2 separate regions of the Homo sapiens genome follow, and region 2 is linked to region 1. The links are chromatin loops, found by intact Hi-C in ENCODE. Cell type or tissue: PC-9. All regions are shown on one strand.

Region 1 (2,500 bases):
ACTCATGCAAATTCCCGCATATCTATTTACGCCTCTGTCACTCAGTTTTCCTCATCTGTACAGATAAACTCTAATCTAATGCAGATGGGTGTTACAAAAATGCAACAGTGCACCTAAGAGTGCTTTGGGAACCATGAAGCTCTATATAAATAGGAAAGAATATATTTTTTTAGAGTGCCTCCTAACATCGCTGATCTCTGTCTTCCAGGCACCTTCTTTCCTGGAGCACAACTCACCAATTCCACCACCAGCTGGTTTCTTCCTACGTCACAAAAGCAACTGCGAACAGGGCTCCATTGAGTGGGGACCCGACTCATTACTTCTCTCAGGGGGCCCACAGTGGAGTTAGAAAGGCGAGCCCAGCAAACACTTACAGGAAACTGCCGTGAGCCCCATCACTGAGCATGGGTGGGGTGGGTGAACTAGAATTTGCTATCTGAGCAGTTGGTGTTTGACTTGAGTCTTTGAAGCACCTGGAAAATAATATCACACGTCCTTGGTGTTCCATGTTTGCCCTGACCGCACCTTTATCTGAAGGCCCCTGAGGGCTGAGGTCTTGCATTCCAGGAGACCCTTGAGGGTCAGGGTTTATGTGTTTCTCCTATGCCTACACACACAGGTGGTGTGGAGTTGTTCCATAGCACAGTTCCATTCATACACAAGGTTCTTACAGTGTGCAATGACCCAGGCTTGCAGCCCTTCTCAACCTTAACTGCACAGTAAAATCCCCAGGGAAACTTTTAACAATCCGGGCAGCAGGCTGCACCCCAGACCAATGCAATCAAAATCTCTGGGGGTAGTCCCTTGCATCAGGGATTTTAAAAGTTCCTCTGGGCCAGGCGCGGTAGCTCACACCTGTAATCCCAGCACTTTGGGAGGCCGAGCTGGGCAGATCACTTGGGGTAAGGAGTTCGAGACCAGCCTGGTCAACATGGTGTAACCCCGTCTCTACTAAAATACAAAAATTAGCCGGGCGTAATGGTGGGAGCCTGTAATCCCAGCTACTCTGGAGGCTGAGGAGGGAGAATCGCTTGAACCCGGGAGGCGGAGGTTGCAGTGAACAGAGATCGCGCCATTGCACTACAGCCTGGGCGACAGAGGGAGACTCCATCTCAAACACACACACACACACACACACACACACACACACACACACACACACACTTCCTCTGGTGGTTCTAACACGCAGCCAAGGTAGAGAACCACTGAGTTACAGCCTGGCCCTCAAGGGTGCACACCAATTGCCTGGGTGGGGGAGTTGACAAAATGCAGATTTTGATTCAGCAGGTCTGGTTTTAAGTCCTGAGGTTCTGCTTTTCAAACAAGTTCCCAGACGCTGCTGCCGCTGGTGGCCGGACAGCATTTTGACAGAAAGGGGCGGGAGCACAAGCAAAGTTCCCTGGGACCGGGATTGTGGTTCTAGTGCCCTCTGGTGGTCAGGACCTCCCTAGCAGCGCCCTGCAGAGAAGAACTGATGATAGAAGCCCTGGCTAACAGAATTTCTGGCGGACACCTGGATTTCAGCCTTGTAATGACCGGAGCAGAACCCAGCCAAGCCTGCTTGGACTCCTGACCTACAAAACTGTGAGATAATAAACGGGTGTTGTTTAAAGCTGCTAAATTTATGGTAATTTGGTGTGCAGCAATAGACAAGAACAAGCTTCATCGTAACAGGCCAGCTGAGAAACCCAAACCCACAGGCTCGGCCCAGTGACCTTGCACGTCTCTTCTCTAGTTCAGGGAGATGGATTCATTCCCAACCTCCTGCTCTCATGGGAGACGAGGTGGAAAGGATTGTACTTCTTGCTGCTTTATTTTTTCATGATTGCTGACTTCTTTTCATCCTACGATGCTTGTTGTCACTGACACCCGTGAAAGCTCAGGGGTGGGATGGTGGTGGGGTTGTTTGCTCTCTGTGGCTGATTGTATTTTCCAAAGGTGAATGCACGGATATATCCTATGCCACATGCCCTCCTTACAATGACCTCGATGACTTGATCTCCTTCATGGAGATATGGGATTTATGTTCCCATCCCTTCAATCTAGCAGGCCTGAGACTGTGGCAGGAGTGACCCCAGGTGACTTTGAAGGCTAAGTCATAAAAGGGGATAACTTCTGCCTGGCTCTCTCTTTCTCAGGGTGCTCATCCTCGGAACCCAGTCTCCATGCTGTGAGGAAGCCCAAGCAGATGCACAGAAAAGCCACCTGTAGGTATCCTGGTCACAGCCCCATCTGAGAGCCAGCATCAATTGCCAGACTTGTAAGTGAGAGAGCTTTCAGAAGGTTCCAGTCCCCTGTCTTCAAGTGGCCCAGCTGATGCTGAGTGAAGCAGACATGAGCCCCAGTGAGTCCTATCCAAGTTGTAGATTCGTGAGCAGAATAAACATTGCTTTGATTCTGGAGCAGTGGCTCGTGCCTGCAATCCCAGCACTTTGGGAGGCTGGGATGGGATGAATGCTTGGGACCAGGAGTTTGAGACGAGCCTGGACAACATGGAAAA
Region 2 (2,500 bases), 140 kb before region 1:
GATGCTAGCGTGACCAAAGTCAGGAGATGGGGCAGGGGTGGATATGAGGGAGCGGCTGGAACAGCAGGGAGGGGTCAGGGTGGGGACTCTGGGACCTTAGTCCTGGTCATAACCTGCTCCCTGCCCTGGGGAGAATGAGAACTGTCTGCCAGGCACCAGGCTGCAGTTTCCTAGCCAGGCTCTTTCCGTGGGTGCTGGGAGCCAGACGCCTGGGTCTACAGAGTGGGTGCTGGTGGGGGCGGCTGCCTCCTAGTCCACATAAGGCCCCCAGCACTGTACAAGCCTCCCTCCCCCTTTCCTCCCCTGTCTCCTGCTCCTCCTCCTCCAGGCATTCCTTCCGGATGGGGTCTGTGCAGGCTCCCCCATGGTCCCAGTTGGGGGTGCCCCCTCCCCTCAATTCCGCCTTCTTAGACAGAGGGACTTTTGTCTGGGGGCTGGATGGAGAACAAGGATCCTTTGAGCGGTTGGCGGAGGATTGGGGTCACGGGGAGGGGTAGGGCCAGGAAAGGGGTAGCTCTGCCCTGGACACCAGCTGGACTCCAGGCGACCCCAACACCACCGTGGGGGCGGGGAGGAGGGCTGCAGGGCCTGGCCAGGGAGAAGCAGCTGCTGGGAGTGTGGAGCACAGGACAGGAAAAGGGGGTTTGGGTCAAGGCTCTTCCGGAAACTGGCCTGCTGGGGGCAGAGAGAAGGACCCCCCACTTGTCATCGCTGAGGGATCGGGGAGGGCAATGTTCGCCCAGCGCTACACCCCTTCTCTATGTGGTTCCCTGGGGCAAGTTGTCAAGCCCAGGTCCTAGACAAGGGTAAGGCTCCCTCCTACCACTCTTAAGGCGGGGCCAGTTCCCATAAGGAAGCCGGGCGGGGGGACCTCGGGGTAGGGCTCTAAGCAACAGGTCCAGGAGGAGATAGAAACAGGAAGGGGAGGCCCGGAGGCCAACTCAGTATAGCTAAGGGGGGTCTTTGTGTCTGGGCGGATAGCGTCTCTTCCCTAGACCCTTGAAGCTTGTGTCTGGGACGACCCCTTGGTGGTCTTGGGAGTGGAATGGTGTCTCCCTCTGCTGGGAAGCCTGGGAACTGCAGGCATCCGAGAGCGAGTAGGGGCGTGTACAGGGTGGCTGGGAAGGGCGGGGGGTGCTCTGCCCTTCACCGGAACGGGGTGAACTGGAGAACTGTTGTCTAAAAATCTTGGAGGAACACCCCTGCCCGTGGTTAGATACAGAAGTATTTCCCAGACAGCTTGCTAAGGGGAAAAAAAACAAGGTATTGGGAAACCGTGCAGTGTGCTACCATTTGTGAGCGGTAAAATAATGCATATGTATATACTTGTAATGAATAAAATATTTTTGGAGATTGGCATCCATACCCATGGCTTCTGGAGAGGGAAACTGGGAGGCTGGAGGGTGGGGTGGAAGTGAGACTCACTCATTATCACGTGCCCTCTTATATTTTTTGAATTTTGCATCTTGAAAATGTACTACCTTAAAGGGGTTTAATTTAAAAAATTTGGTTCAGATTTAAAAAAAAATTTGCAGGTCAAAATTTCAACCTAAGGGCTGGTTTCAACCTGGGGGACCAGCAATTAGAGACTTCTGACAACCTCTGAATGTTCTGTAGTTTTAAACACCATGATCTTACATTCTGAGGTACAGACGTTTACGGTTTTTACCCAATCCAGGTCAACCATAAATTCTTCCTAGGCTGGACGTGAACATGCTGCGTCCAAGTGTGTGTTGGGCTGGCGCTGGGGCTTGGGTTTATGGTCAGAAGGACTCTGAGACCCTAGTGTGATGAGCACACTGAGTCTTAGGAAGGGCTGTGAGGAGTAGAGTTTGTGCAGTCACTTGCACCCTATTGGGGATTAGGTCTCATTTGGAGTGAGTCTTCTGGGCCAATCTGACTTCAGTTATGTTTTAAATGCATGTAGGTAATATGTTTTATTAATATATTGTATATAATATACATAATAAACATATTTGAAAAAGTTTCTCTCGTTTTGCTTTTGGAATCATTTGGGCCCAAAGAACCTGTTAAGGCTGTGAGTGGCTGTGATTTCTCCATATCCTGGGAATTCTTGCAAAATGAAAAAAACCAAACCTACAGATAGTTTCTGACATCATAAGTTTTTCAGGAACGCTGAATTAAAGCACAGAATCAAAGCCAGAGCATGTTATACCATCCCTGATTCAAACTTTTATTGATTTTGTTTCAATAATTTCGTTGCTCTTTATTCAAGGCTGGGAGCGTTTCTGCAGGCTCCTGGCCCTAGAGAGGGCAGCCTGGAGGCACCCCCAGCCATGAGAGGGGTGCTGGTTGGGTGGGGCCTTGCCTTTGCAGGTAGAGCCTGAGCGGCCAGGCTGACCGGCTGGGAGGTGTGGTCACAGCGATACGCCAAGGTCCCACTTCCTGGGCAAGATGGGGCTAGAGAGGCCGGTGGACAGGGTAATGTGGCTTCCTGGGGCTTTGTGGAACAGCGCTGTGGTCTCAGCACCTGTGGGAG

Evidence for each region. Hi-C counts contacts between places; a loop is a spot of excess contacts. Peaks named below come from ENCODE experiments on the same cell type or tissue, not always from the same donor. Only the 100,000 strongest peaks of a DNase experiment are listed, where the experiment ranks them.
Region 2: a loop joins it to region 1, with 3.0 times the contacts of the local background. A loop is called at or near these places in 2 of 110 quality-filtered maps.

Annotation. Positions count from the first base shown.
Region 1 is chr19:34,972,268-34,974,767 of GRCh38, reverse strand. It overlaps LOC124904700 (a long non-coding RNA gene), which reads left to right and starts at 1,141. Exons shown (of 2, transcript XR_007067237.1): 1 at 1,141-1,584; 2 at 2,139-2,402. In PC-9, a CTCF peak has its summit at 1,423 (motif pointing left); a DNase peak (open chromatin) is centred at 1,397; H3K27me3 peaks cover 940 bases.
Region 2 is chr19:35,113,338-35,115,837 of GRCh38, reverse strand. It overlaps FXYD3 (FXYD domain containing ion transport regulator 3), which reads right to left and starts at 15. Exons shown (of 9, transcript NM_005971.4): 1 at 1-15. It overlaps LOC124904701 (hepatitis A virus cellular receptor 1-like), which reads right to left. Exons shown (of 3, transcript XR_007067238.1): 3 at 2,169-2,491. In PC-9, CTCF peaks have their summits at 836 and 1,036 (motif pointing left); a DNase peak (open chromatin) is centred at 847; H3K4me3 peaks cover 1,538 bases; H3K27ac peaks cover 1,109 bases.